Regions from separate parts of the Mus musculus genome. Here all the other regions are linked to region 6. The links are chromatin loops, found by intact Hi-C in ENCODE. Cell type or tissue: heart. All regions are shown on one strand. Region 1 has its middle 4.9 kb from the start of Hdlbp. Region 2 holds the start of Farp2 (FERM, RhoGEF and pleckstrin domain protein 2). Region 3 holds the start of Septin2 (septin 2). Region 4 holds the start of Dtymk (deoxythymidylate kinase). Region 5 holds the start of Pask (PAS domain containing serine/threonine kinase). Region 6 holds the start of Thap4 (THAP domain containing 4).

Region 1 (5,000 bases), 300 kb before region 6:
TGCAAGAGGGATGAAAACACGGCTCAGCAGTTAAGAGAACTTACTTAACAATTAGGAGAACTGGAATTTGGATCCTAGCACCCATGTAACAAACTGGGCATCCATATAAACTTCTGTAGAGCACACACACACACACACACACACACACACACACACAGTGCAGACACACCCCTCTTTCTAAAAAGAGGGTAGAGAGATGGCTTAGTGGTTAAAAGCCTTTGCTGTTCTTGTCAAGGACCCCATCTTGATCCCCAGCACCCACATGTAAGCTCACAACTGTTTATAACTCCAGATCCAGGGTATCTGGTGTTCTTTTTTGGTTTCCCTAGGCACCATGTGATAAGCAGACATAAATGCAGGCAAGACACACATACACATAAAAATAAACTTAAACCCCACAGACTAAGTGTGTGGCACAGTGGTTAGAGCATATGATTAACATTCATAAACCCTGGCTTTGCTCCCTAATGCCATAAAAATTTGTAAAACTGCAATTGAAAAAAAAAATAAAAAAATTAAATTGTATAGGATTAGACACAAGAACCTGAAATGATATAATTAAAAGCATGAAATAAAGAAATAACCCACAAACATGACATTAAATAAAACAAACATAAGAATGAACAACAGAAAGATGGTTAAGAATCATGGACTGGAATTTGAGATCTGACTATGTAGCTTGGTGGAAAATTGCTTGCCTAACACGTGGCAGCTCCTAGGTTTGATTCCTGGCCCACCAAAATAACTTAAAAAAGAGTCTTGTTTCCTCAGTTTCTTCAAAATGCAGAATTGTTCTTGGAAATGTGTTTTTGTGTTCCTCCAAGGTGTAGTGGAATAAGTTTACCTCAGATTATTCATTATTGCTTGCTGATGTTATTGAATTAAATGCTTAAGCTATCTTTTATATGCTTCTATGGAAAAACACGTTTTTGCCATGTTCAGCTTGTCCTTGTGATTGTACACTTTATTCATGTGACTCTTAATCCTCAGTGTAAAAATGTCTGATGCTCTGAATAAAGTTGGCTATTGCATGAGAGTTTAGTCAGCCTCACTTATGGGCTCCATTCTCCCAGGACCCACTGTCTCCTGAATGGTGACACTGTCTACCTAAAAATCAACAGAACAATTTAAATTGACCTACAACAGACATGCTACAACTAGTTAGCGACAAGGAATGGTACTGTTAGATCACTCATACTGTGACTGGTGACCAGATCTGTAAATATACATGGCCCAGATTATACTTTTATTAATATAAACCCCATCTATGATTATGCTTAAGTAAACCTACAACAATATTCTAATAATGAATATATCAAAATTGACTTTTCCTTCACAGATGTTTATTATTATACATATAGTTCAGCAGCTTAAAACAGTCCAAGTTCAGGGTGGAAAACAAGTAGCTCTCTTTAGTCCACGGTTTCTTTTACATTGTCTTTCTCTCTCCCCGCCCCCCCCCGCCCCCCCCCCCCCCCCCCCCCCCCCGAGACAGGGTTTCTCTGTATAGCCCTGGCTGTCCTGGAACTCACTTTGTAGACCAGGCTGGGGTCGAACTTAGAAATCTGCTTGCCTCTGCCTCCTGAGTGCTAGTGCTGGGATCAAAGGCGTGCGCTACCACGCCCAGCGTAACCCAAAGTCTTCTTATGTGTGTGGTGGGATGCATGTATGCCACAGCTTGCAATGGCAGTCAGAGGGCAATTTTTGGGAGTGAGTTCTCTTTCCATTGTATCAGTTCCAGAGTCTAAAAGAACTCAGGTCATTAGAACTGGGGCAAACACCTTTACCCATATTGAGACATCTTGCTAGCTTTTTTGCTTAATTAAAAATTTTATTTGCAAAACACATGAAACTGAAGAAGAACGAAGACCAAAGTGTGGACACTTTGCCCCTTCTTAGAATTGGAAACTATCACCCATGGAAGGAGTTACAGAGACAAAGTTTGGAGCTGAAACAAAAGGATGGACCATCTAGAGACTGCCATATCCAGAGATCCATCCCATAATTAGCCTCCAAATGATGATACCATTGCATACACTAGCAAGATTTTGCTGAAAGGACCCTGATATAGAGCTGTCTCTTGTGCTGGGGCCTAGCAAACACTTAAGTAGATGCTCACAGTCAGCTATTGGATGGAGCACAGCGCCCCCAATGGAGGAGCTAGAGAAAGTACCCAAAGAGCTAAAGAGATCTGCAACCCTATAGGTGCAACAACATTATGAACCAGTACCCTGGGGCTCTTGACTCTAGCTGCATATGTATCAAAAGATGGCCTAGTCCGCCATCACTGGAAAGAGAGGCCCATTGGACACGCAAACTTTATATGCCCCAGTACCGGGGAACGCCAGGGCCAAAAAAATGGGAATGGGTGGGTAGGGAAGTGGGGGGGGAGGGTATGGGGGACTTTTGGGATAGCATTCTAAATGTAATTGAGGAAAATACGTAATAATAAAAAATATTTTAAAAAAAGAAAAATATTTTATGCCTGCTGATGGTGGTGGCAGTGCATGCCTTCAATCTTAGTGTTGGGGAGGTAGAGGCAGGAGGATCTCTCTGAGTTTGAGGCCAGCCTGCTCTACAGAGTGAGTTCCAGGACAGCTAGGGCTACAAAGAGAAACCCTGTCTTGAAACAAAAGGAGTAATTTACTTTATTGAGGGCATGCGTTTATATGTGATTTTGGGCATACATATACCACATGATACATGAGGAAGTCAGAGGACAACTTAAAGGACTTTGTTCTCACCTTATTCCTTGTTGAGGCAGGGTCCTGTTTCACCAAGTATTTGTATCCACTGAGGCATCTCAGCTATTATGGCTTGTTTTTCTTCCCCTAATTATGTCAGTTTCTCTTTAGGAAGTGATAGAAAGGATATCAACTTCAATGTCTGGTATCCTGGCTTATTTCTTAGGGGGCATGTATTTCTTGGTAATGTCTATTTATTTTTTAGTTCAGGATTCACTAAACAAAATGAGCAGACTATATGAAGAACATCAAATGTGCTGCCATAATTCCTTAGTTTAGAATCTTGCTCAGCTATAATTCAGGACACCTTGGTTAAGTTATCACGAACTGAACTTTTACCTGTCACATTTGTAAATCTAGGTGAATAGGTGGATTTCTGTAAGTTGTGATGTTAACTATAAGAACTTATCCTAGAGTAGTATTTTGCTGTTTAGAATGCTAGCAATAAATTTAGTGGAACGTAGTCCACTAAATGAATATATTTAGTATTTAGTGAAACTCTATACTAATTTAATGAATATTAAAATAATCAGCACATATACATACAGCTAACAAATACACTTTAAAAAAGGATGTATGTCAGGTAAATAAACTATACACACACACACACACACACACACACACACACACACACACACACACACACTTCTAAATGGTTTAACCAAGTAGAAAAAAAAATAAGTGAACAGATTTCTACAGAAACGAAGCAGACCATTCTTAGACCTAATCGACCAAACCTCCAACCCAGTGAAAAGTCAGATAGTGTCAGATCCTGCTAACAGTCTGCTTTCTGGTTGCCCTGAGTTATGTCTCCCATCAGGGATGTTGTAGTTCAGGAAGACTCCACTGGGCTTACTCTCCTAGTTGATTGTTTATGTAACTACATGTAAAAATAGTACAAATAATGAAGCAAGAATGAAATATTTCTAAACATTGTTTATTATAAACAAATTCAGCTTTTAAAATGTTAATAAGGGAAAACTATCTTTAAAATCTCAAATAATACGATTTTTATTTGCTCTTAAGTTTCTTAAGTTCTGGATCTACTTTTTAAAAAGGCATGGAAAATTCTAGAAGCTATATACCTAAGTCTGATTTACCTAAGAAAGTAGGTGGAACTTAATCAGCAGACCTATTTCAAGCAGGAGGACCGAGGTCTCAGCACTTTACCCAACATTCAGTAAGTGGCAGACATCAAAGCCTTGACTACAGTCTTGTAAGAGGACCTCAACAACTTTATACCCAGTGCCACTGAACAGAAAAAGACAATTAACTCCGTGTTTAAAAAAGGTTGTATATGTCTAGTATCTTATTGGATGGCCACTAAGTCATATAGAGACAGAAAGAAAGAAAGAAAGAAAGAAAGAAAAAAAGAAAGAAAGAAAGAAAAGAAAGAAAGAAAGGAAGAAAGAGAAAGAAAGAAAAGAAAGGAAGGAAAAGGGAAGGGCAGCGGAGGGGAGGGGAGGGGAGAGCTTCATGGTACAAGACAAAGCAATGATGTTGAGAGGGCAGCACATGAGAAGCAGTTATGTATTTATATGCTGCTCACCCAAAGGGCTCACAAATGTGGTGCCCTTTACCTTCAAAGTAGAAACACCCACTTGAAAAAGGAAAAATGGTAGAACTGGCTTCTGTGCCAGCAAGTAAGTTCAATTCCTAGCATCACAAAACACCAAAACCAGCACATGAACCTGTGCACTTTGGGAAAACAATAAAGAGCTGCTTGGAGAACATGGAGAGCAGCGGCAGCTAAGTTCTGTTAATCAATAGCACCATACTCAGGAGTAACCTGGCAGTATATGGTCTACCTATTCCTACCCCCCCCCCCCCCCGCAACAAACAGGCCTCGAAAGTGATTTTATAAATCATTTCCCGGCATCTTAACCCATGAAGATCACCTGACTTGCGTGGTTCCTTAGGCTTCTTTTTCTGTTCTTTCATTTTTTTCTTCTTCAAGACGGGGTCAACTATGTTGACCTATGACAACCCTGGCTGTCCTGGAACTCACTCTGTAGAGCAGACTACCCTCAATCTCACAGAGATGGTCGGCTTGCCTCTGCCTCCCCTTGCCCAGCAGGCTTCATTCACAGAATCTCTGGCTTTACATGACATGAAGTCCACAGCAACCCAACCTCAATAATTCATAGTAGTTTGGCAAAGGGGAGGAGAAGTGAAATGGCTGTGAAGGAGAGCTTTCCCTCCAAGTTACTACTTTAATACTCTCACTAGAAACACCACTGGACTATAAGAAACAAA
Region 2 (5,000 bases), 240 kb before region 6:
AGTGTGTGTAGTATAAATGTCTTCACACCATGAACGAAAGGCTTTTCAGATCTGTGCCCCAAGCAGGCAAGCAGAGTCCTGCCTGGTTTATATTCTGGCACTTCCCTCTTCTACCCTGTCTTCTAATGTCAGGCAGTGACCTTAGAAGGGAAGGGGCAGGTGAAGGAGGCAGTGGTGTGGAGAAGCAAAGCAGGTGCTAACTGTGTGCTTTCATTTGCTGCAGGAGGAAGGACTTGATTGATGATGAGGCAGGGATTTACGTTTAATTCAGTCCAAAACTCAGTAGTACTAATAAGATGAAGCTTAAGCATGGTTGTTTATAAATTTAATGAGGAAAAATACATTTGCTCGCTTTGCCTCTTCACATTGCATCACTGTGAGTGATCAGGGAAGTTCATTGTGTGAAGTTCCTATCAAGAAAAGCGTCAATGACTTTAGAGTACCCATGCAGTCCTTTGTTTGGCTTATTTTGACATTAAGTTTGTTGGAGAAAAATTTAAAAACAAAAAAATGAAAGAATTCCCAAGTATTCGGTGTGAGTCCCATGTTTTTGAGTTAAGGTGCTACTTCGGGTCAGCTGACATCTAATATTGGCAGTGTGGATTGTGAGGTCTTGCAGCCACAATTCTAACCCCCTTCAGTTTTACTGCTTTTGCTAACAGATACTTGCTCTTTCACTAAGAAGTAACTTGTACTTGTAGAAATGTATTTTGAAAACATTTCACACTTCAACTTTGTATCCATTTAAATTAACCTTTTTCAATAAAGCACTATTGTTTAGATATTAAATGAGTAGTCCTCTTTTTGAGTAAAGTATGCGGGCCATTGTGAAGATTCAAGACCCCTATTACAACTGTATATCAGAGCAAGATGTTACTTGTATTAATAGCAGGCGTGCTGCGTATATTTTCATCAGAGATAACCCAGATACTCCAAAAGAAATCCTATAGCTGTACAGGTTATCAGATTGTCTGCAGACTACTTGATAAAATGGACAGTAAGACTTCATAGGTAAATTTACTAATTAGAAAATGAAGCAACAACTGTTAAACATAGTGGGAAGTAAAAGTGATCCAAATATATTTCTAATTCTCCATATTTGTAAGAAGAGAGATGAATTAGGAAAACAGTCTTAATTTTTAAAATGTTTGTTTATGTATTGGTTGGAGTTTTTTTTGTGTTTGAGGCAGACTCACTTTTGTAGCCTGGCTAACCTGGAACTCTTTATGTAAATCAGGTTGGTCTCCAACTCAAAGAAATCTACTATCTCTCTCTTTGCCTCTGGAGTGCTGAGATTAAAGATGTATACCACCATGCTCAGATTTTTACGTTTTTCTACCTTTTTATTGTATGTGTATGAGTATTTTGCCTGCCTGCATGTCTTTGTACCATGTGTATGCCTGTCACCCAAGGAGGCTAGAAGAGGAGGGTGTCAGGTCCCCTGGAACTGGACTTAGAGACCGTTGTGAGCAGCCATGTGGGTGCCAGGAACTGGATTTGTGTGTTGTGGAAGAGCAGCCCTTAACAGCTAAATCATCTCCCCAGCCCAGGAAAGTGACTTTAAAAATCTGAATTTGCTCTGGTGAGATGCCTTAGTGGCTAAGAGTACTTGCCTCATAACGTGATCAAACCTGAGTTTGATCTCAGGACTCATAAAGGGAGCAGAGCCACATAACCCCAAACTTTATCCTAATCTGGGTGGATGATCAATCTCTTCGGCCTGGCCTCACTCCGGTTTGTCAGCATGACCCCTGGATTGACCACCCAGTACTATCGGAGTCTTTCTCATCCTCTTGCTCTCTAAGCAGCGTACTGACACTAGGAAATGAGGCTCCTGCTCTCTAAATCACTAGGTTGCTCATGTCAAACCTCATTCTTGCCTTGTCCAGTCCAGCTCCTTTTCTTTTTTTTTTTTTTTTTGGTTTTTCAAGACAGGGTTTCTCTGTATAGCCCTGGCTGTCCTGGAACTCACTTTGTAGACCAGGCTGGCCTCCAACTCAGAAATCCGCCTGCCTCTGCCTCCCAAGTGCTGGGATTAAAGGCGTGCGACACCACCCGGCCCAGTTCCTTTTCTTAATGATGGACATCACAGTCAGTGGCTATGGCAGTGGCTGGTTACAAATAAGGGATAGCCAAGGTGGTGGAGGAAGTTGGGAAGCCTACTAAAATTGCAGACCCAGTCAGCCTGAGCTTCTAGGTTGCCTTGGAGAAGCAGAGAGCCCCCCCACCCACCCACCCTCCAGTGGGCTGAGGCCCTCCCTGCTTATCTTAAGGACTTATTGCCAAAGGCTAGAGTTCTATATGAATCGCTTGGGGGCCTGTGTGGATTTATTTAGCCTAGACTGGTTCAAAGGGCTGGCTCCCTGCAGGCCCATTCGCTTAACCAATGGAAGAAGAAAGTGAGTTTGCTGCAAGTCTGAAGTGGAAGGACCAGAATCCAGTCTCACCATTTTTCATTTCCAGAAAGCCTCAAATCCAGAAAGGAACCGCGAGGGCTTCGAGGACTCTTAGCGTAGCCTGCACCTCAAAAGCGTCCCTTTAGGAACAGCTGGTGCCTAAAGACCACGGTTCCACTATTCCCTGGTTGGGCACCACGGATGGAAGGTAGGAAAGAGCCTAGTAGTCAGGGAGGCCTGAATGCCAGAATAGTCCCGCGAGCTTGAAGTCCAAGGCCCCACCCAGAATCGGGGCTGCCCTGCTTGCCAAAGCCAGGCTGTAGGCTGAGACCCGCCCCTGTGCCAAAAGTCCCGCCCAGGGCCACCCGCATTCCAGAGTCCAGGTCTGGGGTAGTCCTCCCGTTGTTCCAAAGCTGCGTCCAAGATAGAATCCTCCCGTCGCCTTGTCAAAGCGAAGACTAAGACGGAGAACTCGCGGGTTTCCTAAGTCCCACCCAGCACAGAGTCCTCAGGTCCTAAAGCCCCTCCCAGGGCCGAGGACACGCACAGCCCGCCGAAGCCCTGTTGCACCCGCGGAGAAGCTGCACAGCTTTGCTTCTGACTTTATGGGGCTCCCTCGCCCCGCCCTGTCCCATGTGATCACCAATCAGAGCTAGGTGCTGCGCTCGCAGGCGCCGGTCGGGAGGACCCGCCCGCAGGCCAATCGGTGGTGCGTCCGCGGGGGGGCGGGGCTGCGGCGGACGCGCGGCGGGGGCGGGGAAGCAGCTAGCTGTCGGGATCGGGCGGCGCGGGCGCAGGACGTGGAGGAGGCCTGGCTGGCGGCGGCGCAGGCCGGTGTGGCACGGTGAGGACGCGGCGGCCGTGGGCGGGGGAGGGGAGCGAGCCGCGCAGGGGCGCTGGGTTGGGCATGGGCTTCCTTCGTTGGCCGGACCTCAGCGGAACCCGAGCCGGACCAGGCCTGAGGCTGGCCGTCCACCAGAGAAAGTCCACGCCCGGCTCTGAGGCCTTCGTGAGGCGCGCCAGAGTCCGCGTTTGACAACACACGTCTGTGGACGGCCTGTCGGTGGAGGGCGAAGGGAGGGAGAGTCTCGGGTCCAGTCTGGATGTCCGCTGAGGACTGGCTGGAGAGTTGCTTTTGTAGATGGGCAGTCTGGGGAGGGCTGAGAGCTGCAGAGTTCCAAGGAGCCAGGCTGTCAGCAGAGTACTGAGGACAGGAACAGCACACGTGGAGACCAGCTGTCGAGGAAGGGGGGTGATCAGAGTCTCAGCATCTCTCGTGGACACTGAGTGTCCCGTGATGGGTTAAGGGCCACAAGAATGTCCTGCTGAAGACCGCCCCCACCCCCAGGCCAGTGCTCTACAAAGCACCTTGGGAAGCAGCACCCGGAGCCACAAATGAAAGCCCAGAAGGGCATTCTTTTTTCTTCTCGGCCTTTCCTTCAGAACTGAGACTCGGATATTCTTACTCTGCTAAGATCTAGAAACAGTACTGGCCCACTGCCTTTTACTCATCCGAGATTATAAGCACCTTTGCCATTTACACACGTGGCAGTGATTTCTTAAACTCTTTCATGTCCCAGTAATGGTGATGAAAAATTGAAATGAAAACAAGGCATTCGTGAAGGAAATAATGTCGATACACCGTGCTGAGAAAGAATGGAGAGCCTTAAGATTCCGGACAGAATCTTTAAAGGGGTGGCCTTTCTCCCTAGCTTTGTTCTGTTTCCATGAGGTGTTTTTGACTGGGCCACTGTGAAAATATTTGGTAATTAGTGGGTAGCACCGAATTAGAGTCGGTCTTGTGGAGACGGCATTATGATCAGCAGCACAGATTCTCACAGTGTTAGCAAGATGGAAAGGTCATTTGAAATGGGGAGGTATGAAGTAACCTTTACTTGTAGGCCAAATAAAAGTTTTGTGAGTTTCGGGACGTGGGAAGGCATTTGTGAAGCGCTTTGTGGCTGTTTCGTTGTCAGTTCTAAAGTTTTCATATATCCCTGTCCCCCACCGTTTTTTGTTGAGACAGTTTCCATAGCCCGGGCTGGCCTCCAACCCGTCATCCTCCTTTGTCAGCCACCTGAGGGCTGAGTGTAGGTGGAGCACAGGGGTGCGCCATGGCTTCCTATGCATAGCCCCGTTTTAAATAAAGCACGGGAAGACCTTGCCCGGTGGGGTTGTGGATGACTCTCTGGGATACCGCAACCATGTAAACCTCTGCTTCTCCGGTGTCCTTGCCCTGCCACATTGTAGAGATGGTGATTATCGAGTTAGGTTCCTTCCTACAGATTCCTTTACAGAGAGGACTCAGGTGTATCTCTCATTTGCCCCGCCTCAGGTTCCTCATCCATAGAGTGGGTTTAGAATGTATTTACCTCAGACGCTTGTTGCCATGACTAAGAATCAGTTTTTCAAAGCCGCTAAGATGCCCTGCATCCAGTAAGTACTTCATTAACTGTTACTGACAAGTGAAAGGGCGACCTGAGTCAGTGGCAGCGCAGGCTAGCCCTGGGTATTTGTAAGAAGAGCTAGAGACTTGGTGATTCCACAGAGTTATCCCACTTGAAAAGGGGTAGGGTCCAGGGAGGAGCATTGCCTAAGCAGAGA
Region 3 (5,000 bases), 280 kb before region 6:
TTTAGAAGGCCGATAATCACTGTTTGTCAGCCCACTTGGAGTTTCTCAATACAATAGAAATGGTTCCAAACATTTGCTAAATTTGCTATCTGTAAGCTGATCAGTGTGAGCCACAGAAAGGAGATCCAACTGCAGTCTATTATGAATCATGCAACAGGCTATCACTAAAAAGCACAAGAGCCATGAAGAAAGAGAGAGATATAGGAACCAAGCCAACAGAGACCAGACCATGCCAGTGCCATAGCACCTTCGCTGTCTCAAAGAACCTGGGACAAGAACTAAGTGTGGCCACGACTCATCAAGAGTGTTGCATCTCTTTCTGTTCATCAGAGCTAACAGAGCTTCTAGAATCAAGTTAAGTATTAGGAGGCATAGTTATACTCTGTAGCCCAGGCTGGCCTTGAATCTCTACATCTACCTGATTAGCCTCCCAAGTGTTGGAATTATAGACACATACCTTCTACCATTTCTGGTGTGTAGCTGTTTCTTTTCAAAGGTTGCTTTTTATTTTATGTGAGATTTGTCTAAATACATATATTGGCAATGAAGAATCTATCTTACAAAGTATCATAGGTCATCTCAATGGTCATAATCCTGTCCAACCTGTCAGACTGAGAAGGTACTGAATATACACCATTAAGACATCTTCATACAATCTCAGCTAAGCCCTCTACCATTCAAGAAGTTAACCATATGTTTGTCCAATTCTCAACCTTTTGCTGTATGCCATTGGCTATAATATTATACCTTCCCTTCCCTACTCTTTCTGTTTACAACACTCCTTCCTGCCAACTCTACCTGGAAATACTCTGTAATCATTCTTTAAACTCCAGTTTCAGGACCATTATATTTTTGGGGGAGGAGCGGGGAGACAGGGTATCCTGTAGGTCAAGCAGACCTTGAACTCACTATGTAGAAGAGCTGACACTGACCTCCTGATCTTTCAATACACAGTGCTGATTACTCCACAATACAAAGCGCTGGATTACTGATTTACAATCACATTCTTTATGAAGGATTTTCAACAAGTAATCATAGTCTACTTCCTATCTCTTTTACATATTTCCACTATGGGCTTTGCAGTAAGTAATCATAGTCTATTTTCTATTTCTTTTATATACTCTCATTATGGTACAAATTAGCCTGCAAAATAAGCTTTCTTTCGCAAGTGTTATCTTCTACAGGAAATCATAAAGAGCTAGAAAAAAGGGAAAAATGATGTTTTTCTATCTCTGCACCCCCAGAATCCCTAACATGTGTGGCACTCGGCTCTTTAATGTTAAAGAAATGAGGTTATTAGGCTGATATTAGACATTTAGAAGGTCAAAATAAAACTAAAAGAAATGTACTTGAAAGCCTATTTGGCCACTGAGAAGTGGGCCTGCCCACAAGAGAGAGAGGAAAAAAATAAGGATCTGCTTGTGTGTGTCCCTGTCTATTCTGACCTGTCTGCCTCTTTCGGGTATTCTCAAGATGAAGTAAGTGTCTAAGCAGTGCAGGCCTCTAACCAACGCTACCAACAAAGCTTGGGTGCCATTGGAAATTACTTAACTGGTTTTCAAAAATACTATTTCTGAGACTGGAAAAGATATGCTCCATTATCTCTAAGTTTAAAGATGTCATAATAGGTTAAGAGTTGTTTTGAATCCATAAGTAGTAATTCACTTAAAAACAAAACAAAAGCCCAAAGCCCCTTTTAGAGCTACATTAAATGACTGCTTTTAAGTATCCCCATAGCTAACATAATTAACAAATTTAGCCTATGGGTACTTTAAATCTTCAAAACGTAAGCTTAAGCAATAGGTTTCACCCAGTGTTTTCCTATTCACACCCGATTCCATAATAGAAATTTAGCTTGTAGCTACTACTAGCTTCAAACAAAATTTTGTGACTGGTTTAACTGGGCTTCAGAAAGTTACTAAGAAAGTGGCTCTTTAAATGGACACCAACAAATATGTGAAGTCATTGTTTGAGAGCTTAAGGTGACTAGCAAAACCCAAAGCTGAAGGGCGAGCCAAGTTGTAAGTGAAGATTATAACCCTCCAATTTTCCCCATGCTTTATCCTTGTCTGTAAAGATAATAAAACCCAAGACAGTCTCCTTTGGTTCAGTTATATCGTATGCAAACACATGCCCAGTCGACCCTCCAATCTTCTAATTCAGACAGGATATGCAGTGTAGCCTCGAGCACTGGGATACTTTACTCAAAGTAATAACGCACAAAAAAACCACTCCCTCACAACAAGGCATGTGTCAGAACAGTTCGGAATACCGACACTGTGCATATCACCCACTAGGGTTGCGCGATTGCTGTTTCTTCTCTGGGGAGGTACTCTAGGGTGTTTTCCTATAGAAAGGCCTTGGTGAAAGGCCTAAGGTAGGAGTTTACGATCGCTGACCAGCCAGGGGACCTCCTGCGATTGAAGGGAAGGACAACCCGAGCCAGGCCGCAGCCCAGTACTGCACCTTCCCAGCCAGCTTCAAGCCGGTCGCAGAGAGCAGGGCATGCCGCAGATCTCTCCGCCCGCCCCAGTCTGAAAGAGGGTAGGGGGCCGTGCCGGCTCCGCCCTCCCCCGCGGGGCATGGGCTCACGACCACACAGGAAGGCCACGTCCCCAGGGACAGGCACCACTCTATGGTGTGCATGGGGGGGGGGAGACCCACGTGACCAGCACGTAGCCAATCCCGGGACGACAGCCCGCCATAGAGACGGCCGCAGAGGCGGCTAGAGATGCCCGCCGGCAAGTCACAAGCGCCCGCCTATCCCGGCTCGGTGTTCCTAGCTCGGTGCTGCCGCCATCTTCCAGGAGGAAAGGATAGAGGCAAAGGGCTCCCTCCCCTTCACTGCTCCGCACTCACGCTGCCACCTGCCCGCCCCCGGTCGTCTCTCGCTCTCAATGGACACCTTATTCCTCCTTAGTAAATATCCTTCCCACAACTCTAGTTTCCCATAAAGCGGAGAATCTCGTTACCTGCTCCTCTTTTATTAGCGTGAGGAATCCAAGCTCATAAGGTAGGAACTGTGGCGAAACAGGAACAAGACGCCATCTTGGTAAAGGAGAAGAGGCTACGCTTGACCTCCCCCCGCCCCCAGCCTCTATATGGCCAACCGCCGTGGGAGGGGCACAGCGCCTGCGCAGAGGCGGACGGCAGGATCGCGTCCACGCTTGCGCTCTGCATGCAACCGCGGAGGAGGGGACTACTCGGGGCCCAGGAAGGAGTTGGCAAGGGGCGGGACGGCGCGATGACGCCATCTGTTCGCGCGCGCTCTACTGGGCGGGGCAGGTCCGTGCTCTCGCCTGACGAGCGTTCTCCGGCGTGTGAGCGGGTAAGTGTGTGGCAATGTGTACCCACTGTCGCGCGGGCTCGAGTTGAGCTGGCTGTCCTGAGAAAGGGCTAGAGTTCTGCCCTCGCCCGGGCCGCCTAGGCGGTGATAACGGGTACGGAAGTGAGCGCGTGGGGGAGGGGCGGCCGCACCCTTAGTCCGGGGCTCCAGCGATGGATGCCTGGCTGGCGTCGTCCCTTCGAGGACAACTGGACGGGCGGCCCCCATCTGGGTGATCCTGCTGGCCAGGTCCAGGGCATTGGGGCGGGCGTGGCTGGGCCCAGTGAAGTTATGGCGCACAGTCCAAATACTATGTGGTGGAGAGTCGGGCGTTAGGTTCACATCTACGAAGCACTTGCGGGGCCATCTTCCCACGTAACGGTGCCATTTCGTCCTAGGGATGAAAAGGACTAGTCACCCTGGGATGTTAATGAAGTTCCCCAATTTAAGGCAGTGACAGGAGCGTTATGGAGTGGTTTGTCTGCTGTGGCCTTCCCCGAGGTAGTGCGACGCTAGACAAAGGGCTGCAGCCCTGTAAGTGACACGGGAAAGGGAGCATGGAGTGGAGGCCTTTGACTGAGAAGCCATGAAGTCTAACTCTGAAGCGGACCGCAGGCCCAGACCACGCCTGGCCCTTTTGTATCTTCCGGCCTCATTTGTTAGTGGCGCCTTGCCTTGTCCTGTACTACGTTTCCAGACTTTCAACACATAGAACTTCTAGTTCAGACCGTTGTGGTCTCTATGGCTGGTTTTAACCCAGTTTACTCCTCGTGTCTGGAGCGCAGTTAATCTCGAACATTCTCTGTCTAATGTTTATCTGTTGTGTAGTTCCTGTTCGCTGCTTGTTATTAGTTAGGACTCTCACTGGATTCGATATCCTTTAGACGGTTTAAGTGTTTCTCTGGCGTCAAATATTGGGGTCCCTACTGTCTATCAAGGGATTTAAGTTTTAGGTTTTCAACCGGGCGTGGTGGCGCACGCCTTTAATCCCAGCACTTGGGAGGCAGAGGCAGATGGATTTCTGAGTTCGAGGCCAGACTGGTCTACAAAGTGAGTTCCAGGACAGCCAGGGCTATACAGAGAAACCCTGTCTAGAAAAAAAACTTAGGTTTTTTGTTTTTTTTTTTTTTTCCTTAGTAGTGAAAATTGTTTTAGTATCTTAGATACATTTTTAAAATCCGTCTTGTTAACATAAGGAAAAACAGGAGTTTTGAAGAGGTCATAAAGGCTGTTTCTTCATGATGCTTCTAATTTGAGACTCCTTATTTTCAATGGCTTTTCTGGTAGTTGCCATTCAGGAATTCTTTGCAATACCCAGCATTCAAACTGTCAGTGTGTGCTGCTATATCTAATTTTGGGGATGATTTTTTTAGTTTTAAAAGTTGTCCTGATCCTTTTTTATCATTTTTCCACCTAGTGTCCCCCCCCCCCCCCCCTTTACAGAGCACCAGAGGTCAGTAAAGAACAAGAGCTTCTCCTTCTGGGTTTGCTGGGTAGCCTAGGGAAAGGAGGTGGGGCCTCCCTCTATTATCAATCGTGAATGTAATTAAGCTCCCTTTGTTTGTGGCTTGCTGCTCCAAGCTCCATTAAGAGTGTTGTCTTGCATAATGTGCTTGTACAGTCTTCAAATCTAAGAAATCTAAATGGCAAGAGAGTCTAGGCTCTTTGGATAAAA
Region 4 (5,000 bases), 47 kb after region 6:
CTTAAAGGAAAGTGAGAATGAAGGAGAGAGAACCTGGATGCCCTTGGGTTTGATAACACCAAAAATCAAAGTAATTCGAGAACTGACAGCCTTGGAAAATGTAGCTGTGCCATGTAAGAGACAAGCCATAGAACGGGAGACAGGATGTATAAAAGGCATAGCTGAGGGCTGCAGAGATGGCTCAGAGGTTAAGAGCATTGCCTGCTCTTGCAGAGGTCCTGAGTTCAATTCCCAGCACCTACACGATGGCTCACAATTATCTGTAATGGGATCTGGCACCCTCTTCTGGCCTGTAGGCCAGAAGCTGTATGTGTAATAAATAAGTGTAAGAAACAAAAAGAAAGAAAAGCAATCCAGACAATAAAAAAAAAAAAAAAAAGCATATCTGACAAAGGACAGACATACAAAGTATATTCTCTGCAAATGCAACAATACAACAACACAACACCAGCTAACTTAGCTGGGTGGTGGTGGCACATGCCTTTAATCCCAGCACTCAGGAGGCAGTGGCAGGTAGGATGTCTGTGAGTTCAAGGCCAGACTGGTCTACAGAGTGAGTTCCAGGACAGCCAAGGCTACACTGAGAAACTTCATCTAGGAAAAAAAGAGAAGAAAATGAAAATAGCTAGCACTTAAAAGGCTGAGAAGGAAGGGTTATCGTTACTTAGAGGACACTCTGAGCTACAGAGGGGACCAAGTATCTTAAAAACAAAGACAAAAAACAAAAGGCTGGGGGCTGGAGATGTGGCTCTATGGATAAACTGTTTGCCATATAACAGGAAGACTGGGGTTTGGATTTCTAGTACCCCAGAACCCAGATATAAGCCAGCAGGAAGAAAGACATTTAGGGAGACAGACAGGACCCAGAAGCACAAAGGCCAGTGTATCCCAAAATTATCTCAGCTAGGCATGAGGCCAGCCTGGTCTATAAGGCAAGTTCCAGGATAGTCAGGGCTGTTATGTAGGGAAACCTAGTATCAAAAAAAAAACAAAACCAAAAACCAAACCAAACCAAAAAAAAAAAAAAAAAACTTTTAATAAAACAAAACAAGCCGGGTGTGGTGGTGCACGCCTTTAATCCCAGGCAGAGGCAGGCAGATTTCTGAGTTCAAAGTCAGCCTGGTCTACAAAGTGAGTTCTAGGACAGCCAGGGCTATACAGAGAAACCCTGTCTCGAAAAAACAAAAACAAACAAAACAAAACAAACCTTGCCTCAGCAGTTAAAAGCACTTACTGCTCTTGCCAAGGACCCAGGTTTGGTTCCCAGAACTCACATGACAGCTTACAACTCTCAGTAACTCTAGTTACAGGAGTTGTCTTCCTTGGGCAGCAGGTATGCATGAGGTGCACATACAGGTAGCCATTTATATTACACAAAAACGAATACATATTTTTTATGAGGCCAGCCTGGTCTATAAGGCAAGTTCCAGGATAGTCAGGACTGTTATGTAGGGAAACCTAGTATCAAAAAAACAAAACCAAAAACCAAATCAAAAAAAAAACCTTTTAATAAAACAAAACAAGCCGGATGTGGTTAAATACGATGGTCAAATACGACGATGTTTTATCTCAAATACGGCGATTTTTTATCTCAAATACGACGATTTTTTATCTCAAATACGTCGATTTTTTTATCTCAAATACGGCGTCGAATGGTAGGGTAGAGGAAACCTCCCAAGCTGGCCTCTGGTCTCGACGTGCGGGTGTTTGCACACATGCCACACACAGGTGCTCGCACCCTTGCCACACACAAAAGTGTGCATGTTACAACCGGGGAGCAACGACGCAGGTCTTTACACTTGTTCCCAGCGGTTTGCAGAGAAGAGCAGGTGCACGGAGTGATCCTCTAGTTCCGTTTTCTTTTCCAAGTAGGAATTCAGAAGCTTGCCGATTTCCGTTGATCTTTCTAGAAAGACAAAGATACACTCGACTGAAGTCAGACTCTTCACCTGAAGTCTACAGGGGTTTGCACTTAAGTTCTCTCCTTGCACCTACACCTAACTTTCAACCTCCAGACAGCTTTGGACCATCTCTGAAGCCAAAGAAGTCTCCCCGAGAAAAGGAAGTAATGTACGTGCAAGTCTTGATTTCAAAAGTACTTGTAAGACTTTTGACTGGTTGGTTTGAAAATTAAAATATCCTGCAAAGTGGTTGTTCCAATTCCCAACCTACTTAATTTGTAGGATCAGGGGTTGGTGTCCAGTGTACAGGGCGCAAGGCCAAAAGTCAACCTTATGTTCCCTTTTCAGTACTTTTCCACCTTGTGTTTTCAGAGAGGAGCTTCTACCTGAAGCTCAGTTTTGGCTGAACTGGCTGGCTCACAAGTCCCAGGAACGAGTCCGTCTCACCTCTCCAGCGGTTGGATAAGCAACCGTACTAGGTTTTTTTTTTTTTTAACCTGGGAAACTAAACCCAGGCTCTCATTTCAGCCTGTATTTTATTAACTAAGCCATCTCCACCAGCCGGGCCCTCCCAAATCAATGACCAATGAAGAAAATGTCTTCCAGGCTTGTCTGCTGGCCAATCTGGTGGGGCCAGTTTTCTCAATTGAGGTAGCTTGAGTCAAACTGACATAGACTAGCCAGCACACGCATGCACAATAATAAATAAATAGATGTTCTAAAAGCTTTTAAAGATACTAAGACTACAACCCAAAGAGAGAGTGAGGGAATTCTCCAGGCCCACCCGCGCACCGGGGAAACGCAGCAGCTCCGCTCTGTGGCCCGAGGCGCACAGCGCGGTCACCAGCTTGAGGCCCTGCGTGGTCTTGCCAGCACGGTCCACACCCTCCAGCACGATGAGCGCTCCCCGACGCGACGCCATCGCCCGCACAGCACCGGTCAACTTGCCAGGTTCCCGCCAATGTTAGATGCAGCAGAAGCCCGGCGTGCACGGAAGCCCTGCCCTCTTCCGGTTGGAAAACGAATTCTGTGGCCTGCGGGGAACAGCTTCCGGACGTGACGTAATCTAGGCCCGGGAGTCTGCAGTTTAGCGAGCGCCAACTCGCGGAACTTCCGTTCGCCGCTCCCGAAGAGCACCAATCTTAAGGACTGTGGTTGCGCAGGCTCTGGTCACGTGGAAGTTCGAGACCTGTAACGGAATCAAATTTTTATGCCCCTAAGCGCGCTACTGAAGGGTTCTAAAAGTTTCTTATCACACACACACCTGCGCGCGTACAGGAGCCATGTGATGATCAGGCTCTGAAAGGAGTTAAGGATAGGAACATCGACCCCCAAGATGTACTTTCTGCAGCATTTTCGAACCGCTCAGGAATTTTCCTTGTCGTTTTAGTGTAAGTTGGTGGAAGGAAATGGGTTTATTTGCAGCGTGGGCAGAATTGAAACCACCCCCCCCCCTTTTAAATTCCTTTCCCCCTAGCAGTGTTTTTACAGACAAAATAAAGTCAGGGAAAATACATGAGCAGGAGGCGGGCAAATCTCTGTGAGTCTGAGGCCACTTACATAGTTTCAGGCCAGCCAGGGATACATTGTGAGACCCAGGCTCAAAAACCCAAACAACAGTACTCTAGAGGAAGAGAAAAAAGGATCCGCAGTCAAAGGCTGGGCTGGGTTATGTTTTGCCTAATGAACAAAGATTCCATACCCAGCACAGAATAAATTGGATATAGTGAGTGACATAGCCTATAAACCCAACATTTGGGAGGTAGATCAAGGTTTATGCAAACATTTGAACTAACACCCAAAGAAGTGACACAGATGCCAGACACATATGTAAAAATGTGCAACACAAACATATTGTTAGGAATCATGAATTAAGATAATTTCACCTCTTCGAGAATAGCCCAAATCTACAATTCTAACCCTTCATCATGCTGGTGAGGACGTGGAGCGAAGGAGACTGTCAGTGCAGAGGAGAAGGCAAAAACGGTGTGGAAGATAGCTTGGCTGTTTCTCAAGAAAGCACTCTACTTTTAACATGAAGTCAATATTTACCCAAATGGGTTGGAAACTATGTCTGCACACAAATGATTGTATCAGCTCTAGCCACATTTGCCTAAATATGGAAGCAGCTAAGATGTCCTCCAACACGCAAACTGATAAACTGGTAATTACACAGTGAAATAATTTTGAAGTAAAAAGTGAATTATCAGTTACTTACTAGGACATGGAGGAACCTGAACTGTATAATGATAAATGCAGCCAGTCTGAAAAGACTGTGTACTGTAAAATGCAACTACATGGCATGTTAGCAAAGCAATACTACAGAGACTCTAAAACGTTTATTGGTTACAAGTATGCGTGTGTGTGTGTGCGCGCGCTATTGTAATAGACCAAAAGAATTAAAGGCAGTGAAAAATATTCTTCAGGATGCTATAAGGGGGATACTTAATACTTCTCAGAAATATTAGAGCCCACCAAGAGTGGACTCTGGTAAACCCTGGATTTTAGTTATATTGTTTCATTAACTGTAACAGAGTTGCCGTAGGAATGTAAAATGTATTTTTGCAGGCATCGAGGGGTGCGTGGCTTCTTCACGAAGTGCGAGTCAAAGCAACCGAGGTCCAGCGTGGGCACGCCCCCCTCGGGACCAGACAGCCACAAAGAGCATGGAAGTTAACCGATGCCTGTGAGGGGGTCTCCTTCCGGGAGGCCCCGTCAGCCAGGAGAAACCACAGGCAGCGGGTGTCTGAACAACGCGGGAAGAGCGGCAGGTGTCGGCTGGCAGGTTTGGCGCCAGCACACGTGCAAGCGGAGTCCCCTGCCAGGGCTTGGAATCCGGCTGGGCCAGAGACAGAGCTTCCACATTGCAAACTGCGAACCGAGCACATCGCCCATCCGCGTTCCCTCAGGGCAAGCCCCACAGCGCCGCCTGGCGACCACAGCCGGCCGGAAGCCTAGGGGTGGCCCCTGAGTTGCCCCGCCCACTTTCCGGCCAATCGGAGCACGCGGCTCATGAATAGTGAGCGCGCGGCGCCGCCCCGCCCCGAGTCCGCGGCACCGCCCGCTCGCGCAGACCCCGAGCGTGGCCGAGGCGAAGAT
Region 5 (5,000 bases), 410 kb before region 6:
GAAACGGAAGTTACAGACACCACCATGTAGGTGCTAGGAACAGAACCCAGGTCTTCTATAAAACTGCAACAGCTTTTAACTGCTGAGCCATCTTACAACCTCATTTTATTTTCATTATAATGCATGACTTTTTCATGCATTTTTATTACATTGTGGGAGTGTGTGTGTGAGAGAGAGAGAGAAAGAGAAAGAGAGAAAGCACAACCATGGATGACAGAAAACAACTTTCAGGAGTCACTTCTCTCTTTCTACCCATGTGGGTCCAAAATTGTCAGACCTTGGCAGCAAGTGCCTTTACCCACTGAGCCATAATGCTGGGCCCAAACTGTAGGGCTTTGTTTCCTTTTGGGGTTTGTTTTGTTTTTTGTTTTGTTTTGTTTTTGAGGCAAGGTCTCCAGAGTCGTTGGAAGTGCTGGGAAGAGAGGAAGACACCATCAGCCTGACAATTGGTATTTTTGTGTGAAGGTGGGTATTAAACCCAGAGCTAGTCACCTATTGGGCAAACCTTCCACCACTGACTGATAAAGTATGACTATTTGCCTTCACTATTCTGCATATTACATACACAGGCACATGCACTCAGTATGTGATCCTAAAAAGCAACAACTCATTATGAAATAAGAGATGAGTAGCGACAGTGTTCAAGGCTATATGTGACACCACCAGACTCAAACAAAATAAAGATGAGTAGGTGTTAGATAGCAGTTTTCAAGTAGAGTGTTTTAATGTGAAAGATGTACAGGCATCTTCTCTAGGTATCTAAATGCACTAATTACTGTTACAGCAAACAATGATACGATCATACCGTGGTTTTTCTACTTTTAAAACCAACCTATTGACAAAGTTAGGACATGTAATTATGGCTTCTAAATACACTGCCAAAGTCACAAAACCTTACTGTTTTTTTAGACCTTGTATGACCTCAGAATATATTGATATGAGATCTTAATTTATATAAAAAATACCATTCTTCAAACTAAATTGTTAATGCTACAAATTTTTATCTTAAAAGTAATTACAGGAACTGGGCGGCTCCCTTTGTTAAAAGTTTTTTTCTATGCAAGCATGAGGACTTGCGTTTAAATCTTTAACCACATAAAAAGCCAGACGTGGCTACACATAACTGTAATCCCGAAATTAGGGGGTGAAGATAAGTGACTCCCCAGAGCTCACTGGCCCGCTAGTCTAACCTTAAAGCAAAGCTTCCAGTTCAATCAGAGGCTTTCGGGCGCTGGCGGCTCTTGAGCGCGGGTCAAACGGCCAGAACCCGCCACCACTCTGGGGCCGGGGCTGGGCGGAGGGAGTGCGGGCGCGCGAGGAAAGGGCCAGAGCCACTCCACGACAATGCGTAACTAACACTCGCCGCCACCCGGAGGTTTTTCGAAGGCTGGTGTCTCACCCCAGGCTGGCGCAAGTCTCAGTCGGATTCACAACGTGAAGATCCGCGCGCTTCTGGCCCACCGACCAATCGCAGAACGACTTAGGCAGCATAACAAGGGACCAAGAACCAACCAGACACCCTGATGGGCGGACCTCAGTGAAAGCAAGCAGCTGAGCGCGCGCAAACAGTTGCTAGGGACGCACCGGACACCCACTACAGAGCCTCGGAGGAGCCAAAAGACCCGATTTCTTCGCGCCTTTCCCCCCCCTCCACGCCCCACTCCAAGTGACTGCAGTTTACTCTTACGGGAGAACCGAGGACGGTGAGCGACGTGCAGCCCTTCTTACGACGGCCACCTTTCCAAGGCGAGGACAGTGAGAAGCGGACGACACAGTGGCTCGCCGTGGGCTGGAGGCCGCAAACGTGAGCCCCAGGACCGGACCGCGGCCCCTCCCGCCTTCTCCAAGCATCCCCTAAAGGTGGCCTGTGGCACCAGTGTATCAGCACGCAGGCGCAGAATAAACTGGTTTCCCTCGCCTACCGGCTCACCGTGAAGTGAGGCTCCCGAAGTCGGGGGTGCAAGTCTAGTCGGCTTCACCTGTGGCCTGTAGAACTCTCCTGTCCGCAGTACCTCTACGCCTCCGAAGTTGGCATAGTGACTTGAGCGAATCCGCAAGCTTGAAGTGTCTCCCATGCTGCCTAAAGACTTTCCGGGATGTCTGCTTTCTTCGTGCTCGCCTAGACTCTACTCATTCATCAAACCCCTAACCCAGGTGGAGCCGGAGCCTGTGGGAACTACAATCCCCATGAAACACTGCGCCCGCGCAAGCATTGTCAGCTCGCGCTTCTATACTTTGTTCCATTGGCTGGCCTATTGGACCTGGAATCCTGATTGGCCCATGGCCTAAGGCGACAGATTCCGGAAAGGGAAAGAGCAGCCAATATGGCGGCAGAGCGCGGCGCGGGGCAGCAACAGTCGCAGGAGATGATGGAGGGTGAGCGGCCCCTGTGGGTGACCGGGGAGCGGCGAGCTTCGGGCTGGGCGGTCACGGCCTCTTGCGGGATCGGAATTCGGCCTCCAGCCTCCGGCCACAGCCACAGAGCTCTGACAGCTGCCAATATGGCTGGACAGCCAGGGAGGCTCGGAGCCCGGGAGTCCCGTCCCGAGGGCGGTAGCGGCCAGAAAGACAAGACCCTGGGGAAAAACGTGGCGCGAGCCCGCCCAGGGAGATTGGCAAGGAAGCCGTGGCTATAGGAACCTAGTCTTAAAGCTCCGAAGTTGACAGGCGAGGGGGCAGGGAACCGTCCTCCGTCAGCTCACTGGGAAACTGAGGCTTCAGGCGTGGGGAATCTACGAAGTCCAGTTTGTTCACGCGGCATGAATGGAAAAGTCTGCTTTGAAGCGAATGGGTTGTGGCAGAGAGATGGATAAAAAGGAGCTCCGGAAATTGAGTTTACAAGGCGTTGTCTTGTTTTCTAGGCATGCAGTCTAGTCTATATTCAACTTTCTTCCTTTTTTTCCTTGTGTTGGATTATGTCATATACATATGTAACATACATATATGTTACACGTGTGCATGCTTTTGTATACAGTTGTGTAGATACATGGTCATTACATGCGTGCATATATGTGTGTTAGTGTATACGAACAGACTTGTACATATGTACATGTACTTAACCCTACCCATTGTAGCATTAGGCAAATCTTAAATGTCTTTGAAAGACTCCACTATTTTGGTGAGGATTATTCACTTTTGGAAGGTCACTCACTTTTCTGGGAGGAGTACTAGGGAAGAAGGTTGCAGAGCAAGGGGCAGAGATGTGGAAGAAAAGACCAGTGAGTTTGAGAGCAGTGGGGCTGCCCTGAGATGGGCCCTGAAAACTCACTAGATGTCATCCAGACTGGGGTCCAGTGGGGAGGACCAGTATCATTCTGGAGAAAGGAAAACCAGTCAGAAGCAAAGGAGTATGGAAAGGTGACCTAAATTAGCAGTCATGCAATGGGGGTTGAGAAGAGCCAACAAGGAACGCTCTTAGAGAGACTTGAAGGAGTCGTGCTAGAGGTCTTTTGTTTCTAACCTTTGAATCTTTCTTAAGGAGGAAATGTTTCTTCCTAGCCCCCTCTTTCCTCCTCCAATACACCTCTCCCCTCCTTCCTCACTAAAGGGCAAATACACAAGCCAAGCTGTTTCTCTCGTCCACCCCCACACATGTCATTACCAGCTGACACTTAGGTTTCTATGGCCTATGTCTTTTTGGAGTTTTTTTTTTTTTTTTTTTTTTTTTTTTTTTTTTTGTGGCGTTTTTGTGTGGCTTGGTTTGGGTTGGGTTGGATTTGTCGTTGTAATGCCTTTCTTTTGTCTTTTAAGACAGGTTCTTGCCATTTCCGTGGCTGGCCTGTGTAGACCAGGCTGAGCATGTTTTGCCACCTTCTCTATCACTGCTAATGCCTTAACTCAAACCTTCCTCGTCTTGATAGATTTCATTGCCTTTTGCTAGCCTATTCTACCTAGAGCCTTGTAGTCACATTCTTGCACAGTGTCGCAGGCTCTGGAACCTCTCTACTGCCCTGAGGATAGAGGCACAGGGGGAGATACAGAGACTGTAACACAGAACCTAGTTTTCCTAACTCTAGATCACAGACTGTAAAGTGCCTCTTGGTAACTCATACATTCTTCTCCGTGTCATACACATGAGCTACTCTTGTGTCCTTTCTTATTTGGTCCTGACAGGAGAAGGTACTCTACTAACTCTGGTCTACAGAGGGGAATATTGAGGTTTAGAAAGGAAGATCATTTGCCAGAGCCATGTTTCATTGTTGCTTTGTTCATAACTCAAAATCTGTTTTATTTACTCCAAAAAACTTTGCATGATTAACTCTATCCTGTGGTTATTTAACACCAGCAGTTTACCTGGGGCTTCTGCCATTTTTTGAGACATTCTTGTTTTCATTCACTCTGCCCACAGTCTCATCTTAGCTAGTCTTGATTTCTTTTGGAATGTGGGCCTGAAAATTTAACCATTTATCTTGGCCAAATGGATAGTGAGACATCAATGAAGGTATGTGGCAGAAGGGTCACAGTGAGATGTGAGAAGGGTCATCACATCAGATGTGAGAGCCTCTTGGAAGGTACTTCTGTATCTGGTGTCATTAGTGTTTCCCATTGTAGATGATCCAGATTTCAGTTGACACTTGTCAACTCTTTACAAGTTCTCAGAGGGGAAGGATGGCATGTTAATTGTCTCCATGTGGCCTCCCAGTTACTGTCTCTGTATCTTAAATACTATTGGATGTAGAAGACATTCAAATGTTCATAAACTGAATTCAGCTTTAGAAAAAGAGTCTTGCTGACTTACACCTGTTGTTAATCTCCTCTGTGTTCCTCACATTGTCACATGAAGTAGATGTGAATTGTCACCATGTGATGTGTGGGTTCAGTTGACAGGCGGGTTGAATCTGAAGAATCAGGTGATGAGGAAGGGAAGAAGCATGGTGGCGGCGGCATCGTGGCAAACCTCAGCGAGCAGAGCCTGAAGGATGGAGTAGATCGGGGTGCAGAAGACCCAGAAGGTACTAGGTTTAGTTAACCTTGAACTCACCCAATGGGGCAAGTGTGTT
Region 6 (5,000 bases):
AGCAAGACAAACAAAAGAAAAGAACAGAGCCGGGCGTGGTGGCGCACGCCTTTAATCCCAGCACTTGGGAGGCAAAGGCAGGTGGATCTCTGAGTTCGAGGCCAGCCTGGTCTACAAAGTGAGTTCCAGGACAGCCAGGGCCATACAGAGAAACCCTGTCTCGAAAAACCAAAAAAAAAAAAAAAAAAAAACCAAAAAAGAAAAGAAAAGAACAGAACAGAAAAAAGAGCAGGGAGCATGGCTCCCTGGTAGGAGTACTTTGTATGTCTCGCCTAGGTATTTCTCTTAGTAGGCAGCAAAACCTCCTTTAGGAGCCTGGGTAAACCTTTGGGAAGTTATGCTGAATGTGTCAGTCATAGGTTAGGGTGGTAGTGTAAACCTTTAATCCTAGCAGTTGGGAGGCAAAGGCAGGAGAGTTCAAGTCCAGCCTGTCTACAAATGAGTTCCAGAACAATCAGGGCTATGGAAAGGGACACTGACTCAAAAGAAAACAAACAAACAATCCAAGGCCAGGTGGTGGTGGCCCACCCCTTTAATTCCAGCACTTGGAAGGCAGAGGCAGGCAGATTTCTGAAAAGACCAGAACAAACAAACAAAAAACCCAGTTGTTCTTGGTGGCTCATGCCAGTATTTCCCGAGCTTGGGAGGCAGAGGAAGGACGTCTACAAGACCAGCAGACTAAAACAATGCGATGTAGGCCAACAAGGCAATTCAATGAGACATTGTCTCAAAACACACACACAGACACGTGCCTGTGCACACACACCAAAACACCCCAAAGACAAAAATGGTAAATTTTATGTAGTATTTTACGTCGTAAGAGGAAAACTGGGAAAAAAAAATTAGATGTTCAATAACATGCTTAGTAATTTCTTCCCTCATCTAATGAAGCTATTTAATGGTCACTTAAGGCAAGATTTGTGAGACCAAACTGACTACACATGGTAGGCTTTCTCAGGTGCTCAGAGCTCCACCTGAGCTTTTCCAGTCTCGAGGAACCTGCTGTGGACCAAGACTGGCCTTAATAGGATGGATCTGGACGTTGTAAGCAATGTGATCTTATAACCTTTATCAGTGTTTAGTGAGCTAGATTTCTGGAGTTTCCCCGCCCCAATTTGGGCACTGTCTACCCATATACCATGTTAGAACATGGGGAAGCCAACATCAGTCCTTGCAACACTGCCTCATTTTCAACTGTTAACAAAACTTCTGGGGCATGTTCTATGTGAAATTGTTACGGAAACATTCTGGTTGACTTGTAAGATTGTTTAACGTTACTAGGTTTTGTTTTGAACCAGGTCTTAAGGACTGGAGACTTAATGTAACCCTGTGAACTTTCAACAGATACGTGCCATTCCCATCTTTAAATTTTAACACCAAGTACTAAGAGGTGGCAGGATGTGCGAAGTGACTTCCAAGGCAGAGTCCCTTCGCTCGCTGTTCACTCCTGTTGGAAATCACAGGAGAGGACCAACTGAGGGAGTCTCGAAAGCCTTTGGAAGGCGCGGCCCGCACAAGGGCCACCGAGAACCCCCTGGAAAGCCCTTTCCACGGTCATCCCCCGGGCCTCTGCCAGAGTGCAGGATGCGGGAGGTGATCGGTGCCAGTGCCTGGGCCGCAGGACCCCATAGGAAGGCGATGAGGGCTATGGATGCAGGAAGTAGAGCTGCGTGCGCCGGGCCGCACTCCTGCCACACACCTCCGGGCGGGCTTGCCCCGCCGAGGCAAGAGTGGAGAACTGCCCGAAAGCAAAGATCAGGATTAACCTGAGAAGGCGCCCTTGCAGAATACTCCTGAAATTGGCAGGGCCAGCCCAAATCAGTGCGACGCCCGTTGGTGGAGGTGGCGGAGGGGGCCTCCGGCCGCTCTGCCCGAGGCATGGCCGTGCTGGTCCCCAAAGCCGGCGGTCCAAGCCAAGGTCATAAAGCTCCACGACCCGTCCACCTCCCACAGTTACCCTCGGTTAGCCGGCCCCCCACTCCCGGTCCCCGGAGCTCGGCCCGCCGCGCGGCCTCAGTTTCCCCGCGGGCCCCGGCCAGGGCGGGGGCGTGGCGGACCCGGAGGCGGGCCGCGTACCTGTGGAAGGAGACAGCGCGTTTCTCGCCCTTGCCCTGCCTGTTGGAACAGTTCACGGCCGCGCAGCAGATCACCATTGCGGGCCTCGGTCGTGAGCGCCGCCAGGCTCCGATCCTTGCCGCCCGCCCGCTGGCCCGACCCGCCCCGAGGGAGCGCGGCGACACAGCTCGGGACGTGGGCCGCGGCCGAGCCGTACGGCAAGATGGCTGCGCGCTGCCGCCCGCACCACGCTGCGCTCGGACTGCCCGGCCACGGCGCCGGCGTCGCGGCCGCAGCGGGCGGTGAGTCCGTACCGAGACATGCGCGGGTGGCTGTCTGTACGGAAAGATGGCGGCGCCGGAGGAGCGCAGCTCGGGCCGGCTCCCGGGTGTTCCGAAGCGGCGGCGCGGGCCGGGGGCGGGGCGGCCGCGTCCGGTTAGGAACCACACGCGCCGAGGCCCCACCCCCCGCGTGCCCACCGCCGTACGGCGAGATGGCGACGCCCGCGCTTCCGCTGCGCCGCGCTTGGCTGCCGCGGCTTCCCGTCGCCGTGTCGCGCAGTAGTCCGTCGGAGCGACGGCACGGTCAGTCGGCAGCCGGACAGGGAAGATGGACGCAGGTAAGGAGGGCGGACGCCTGCCCTGTCGCGGGCGGGCTCCCGTGGCCGCCCGCTGGGGCGGAGGCCGGTGTGTTGGGCTGGGCGGGCCGCGCCTCCCCGCAGCGCTCAGTACCGGGTTCGCGGGGCCACTCGTCAGCGCCTCGGCCTCCGGCGCTCGGCCGCGGCCCTCGGGGAGCGTCCCAGCCTGTGGGCTCGCGGCTGCGGGCGTGAGGGCAGGGAGTCTGAGGGACGCATCAGGACGCGGGCACCCTGGTGCCCGGAGAGGACCGGTGCGCCGCGAGGGTGGGCCTTGCGGTGTCCATTGAAGAGCCGACCTCTTTAACTTCTGTCAAGTTGTTGGCCGCTGGTCCAGCTACCACAACATGCACATCTTTTGTCTTTGAAGTTCAATAACCTGTGTAGGTGAGCCCCGCTCCTGTTCTGACAGCGGATCAGTCACATGCTACTTTGACTTCTTGAGGTCCTAATACTGGGTTAAGTGTGGGTGGGTTTTGTTTGTTTGTTTGTTTGTTTGTTTTTAACTGACTCTTGCTTCTGAAGCTGGAGAGTGCGGTTCTTTGTTTATGTTGGCCAGAAGTCTTGGAGATGCAAATCTATCAAATAAGTTGTTTGCTAATAGCCCTAAAAATACCCACCCCACCCCATTCCACCCCACCCCACCCCCAACAGAGGTTCTCTCATTCCCTCAGCAGCGTTAGCGGGTTTTTTTTTTTTTTTTTGGTTTTCTTTTTCTTTTTTCCTTTTTTTAATTTAAGAGCGACCTGCCTTCAAGAATCCACTCCTTTGTGAAGGAGTCCTGCTACCTGATTTCATTGTACTTTTCTTGAATGGCGTTGCTTTTGATGGTTTTCTTCTGACAGCTGTGTTAGAGAAGTAGTCGGCTCTTACTTGGGAGTAATGCCTACAGTTAATACACATTTCAGCAGTTTATGGCATCCGTAGCTGGAGGAAGCAGGAACGTTGACTCCCCAAGATGCATGAGCCAGGTGTATATTTTTTTAAGATAATTCATTTTTTTTTTTTTTTTAGAATGAATAACTGAAGCTGTCACACCACAGTGCCTCTTGGAGGTGTGGAATGGGATAATACATTGAATTACTTAATTATCCTCTCCCCCACTTTTTTTTTTAAAGACAAGGCCTCACTGTTTAGTCTTGTCTAATATGTAGACCATGCTGACCCAAGACTCACAGAAATATATCTGCTTGCTTGTACATCCCCAATGCTGAAATTAAGTGGGTGTTTAATGCTGCTGTGAGATCAAACTCAAAAGACATCTGTGTTTGAAGACTTGTGTTAATGGTGATAAAACACTTTTTTTTAAATACAGTATGATGGTGCAATTTTTCTCCTGATATAATTCTGGGTGGCATTTTATGATCTACCTTCTGATCTCCCACCACCCTTGTAATGTTGCTTCTGGTTATTCTTATAATTGTGTGTGCTGTGTTTGTGTGTTTTCTCTCTCTTTCTCTCTCAGCAGTATCTCTCCACAAAACCCTCACTGTACTAGAACTCAGGATGTAGATCAGGCTGGCCTTGAAGTGCTGGACTTAAAAAGTGTGAGCCATCCTGCCCTACCTACCTTGATCTTTTTATAAACTACATTTGTTATTGGGTATCAGGAGTTTCAATCTAGACATTGGACTAGAAAAATGGACAAAGGAAAAGAAATGCTGTCTGAGGCCCCTGACATTCTCTACAGGAGACCAGAAGTATATAGGCCTGGATGGTGCTTATATGGGAGAGTGATGTGGGCTAGGTTATAGGTGACTGGAACTGTAGCAGGATGGACAAAAACAAATCTCACTTTGGAAGCATATTTAAAGGTTTTTTTGGATAATTCATTATTTTCCCCTTCCCCTACTCCCCTCCATCCCATCTTAAGTACACCTACCCCATGCTCTGTGAAAGTACATTCTTGTCGAGACTAAACCAAAAACTAAACCAAAAACAAAGTGGCATGGAGGTTCATGCCCCAGGAGTTCAGTGAGCTGGAGGACTGGAGAGATGGTTCAGTGGTTAGAGAACTAACTTACTGGTCTTCTAGAAGACCAGTTCAGTTCCTAGTACCTATGTTAGGTAGCCCATAATCCCCGGGACTCTAGTCCAGGGGACCCAGTGCCTAGGGCACCACACTCACATGCCCACATGCAGACATGTGCCTACACTGTTGGTTGGTTTTGGAGATGGGTTTCTGTGCAGCTCTGGCTGTCTTAGAACTCACTCTGTAGGTCAGGCTGGCCTTGAACTCAGAGATCTGCTTGCCCTGCCCCAGAGTGCTGAGATTAAAGTCATGTGCTACCTCCCTCCTCCCACACCCAGT

Evidence for each region. Hi-C counts contacts between places; a loop is a spot of excess contacts. Peaks named below come from ENCODE experiments on the same cell type or tissue, not always from the same donor. Only the 100,000 strongest peaks of a DNase experiment are listed, where the experiment ranks them.
Region 1: a loop joins it to region 6, with 2.3 times the contacts of the local background. A loop is called at or near these places in 2 of 42 quality-filtered maps.
Region 2: a loop joins it to region 6, with 2.2 times the contacts of the local background. A loop is called at or near these places in 2 of 42 quality-filtered maps.
Region 3: it touches region 6 in a loop (12-fold over the local background); 4 of 42 quality-filtered maps call a loop at or near these places.
Region 4: a loop joins it to region 6, with 2.2 times the contacts of the local background. A loop is called at or near these places in 14 of 42 quality-filtered maps.
Region 5: a loop joins it to region 6, with 3.0 times the contacts of the local background. A loop is called at or near these places in 3 of 42 quality-filtered maps.

The regions. Positions count from the first base shown.
Region 1 is chr1:93,448,135-93,453,134 of GRCm38, forward strand. It overlaps a transcript of Hdlbp not described here. Among named protein-coding and RNA genes, the nearest start is that of Hdlbp, 4.9 kb to the left of the region's middle. In heart, CTCF peaks have their summits at 2,151 and 3,588; no DNase peak of the experiment used is centred here.
Region 2 is chr1:93,508,945-93,513,944 of GRCm38, forward strand. Septin2 (septin 2) reads left to right here. Exons shown (of 13, transcript NM_010891.2): 13 at 1-789. It overlaps Farp2 (FERM, RhoGEF and pleckstrin domain protein 2), which reads left to right and starts at 3,160. Exons shown (of 27, transcript NM_145519.2): 1 at 3,160-3,240. In heart, no CTCF peak of the experiment used is centred here; DNase peaks (open chromatin) are centred at 3,087 and 4,477; H3K4me3 peaks cover 2,083 bases; H3K27ac peaks cover 1,690 bases.
Region 3 is chr1:93,475,741-93,480,740 of GRCm38, forward strand. Septin2 (septin 2) reads left to right here and starts at 3,253. Exons shown (of 13, transcript NM_010891.2): 1 at 3,253-3,328. It also overlaps a transcript of Hdlbp not described here. In heart, a CTCF peak has its summit at 2,796; DNase peaks (open chromatin) are centred at 2,691 and 3,261; H3K4me3 peaks cover 3,734 bases; H3K27ac peaks cover 3,081 bases.
Region 4 is chr1:93,799,005-93,804,004 of GRCm38, forward strand. It overlaps Dtymk (deoxythymidylate kinase), which reads right to left and starts at 2,930. Exons shown (of 5, transcript NM_001105667.1): 1 at 2,694-2,930; 2 at 1,798-1,906. The coding sequence starts at 2,823. Ing5 (inhibitor of growth family, member 5) reads left to right here and starts at 4,961. Exons shown (of 8, transcript NM_025454.2): 1 at 4,961-5,000. The coding sequence starts at 4,999. In heart, a CTCF peak has its summit at 2,915 (motif pointing left); DNase peaks (open chromatin) are centred at 2,937 and 4,887; H3K4me3 peaks cover 3,232 bases; H3K27ac peaks cover 2,877 bases.
Region 5 is chr1:93,341,336-93,346,335 of GRCm38, forward strand. It overlaps Pask (PAS domain containing serine/threonine kinase), which reads right to left and starts at 1,453. Exons shown (of 18, transcript NM_080850.2): 1 at 1,191-1,453. It overlaps Ppp1r7 (protein phosphatase 1, regulatory subunit 7), which reads left to right and starts at 2,293. Exons shown (of 10, transcript NM_023200.3): 1 at 2,293-2,376; 2 at 4,821-4,952. The coding sequence starts at 2,325. It overlaps Mir6902 (microRNA 6902), which reads left to right and starts at 4,757; the gene lies at 4,757-4,820. In heart, a CTCF peak has its summit at 2,392; DNase peaks (open chromatin) are centred at 1,526 and 2,266; H3K4me3 peaks cover 3,303 bases; H3K27ac peaks cover 1,816 bases.
Region 6 is chr1:93,752,381-93,757,380 of GRCm38, forward strand. It overlaps Thap4 (THAP domain containing 4), which reads right to left and starts at 2,458. Exons shown (of 6, transcript NM_025920.3): 1 at 2,077-2,458. The coding sequence starts at 2,153. It overlaps Atg4b (autophagy related 4B, cysteine peptidase), which reads left to right and starts at 2,525. Exons shown (of 13, transcript NM_174874.4): 1 at 2,525-2,674. The coding sequence starts at 2,665. In heart, no CTCF peak of the experiment used is centred here; DNase peaks (open chromatin) are centred at 1,631 and 2,571; H3K4me3 peaks cover 2,735 bases; H3K27ac peaks cover 2,194 bases.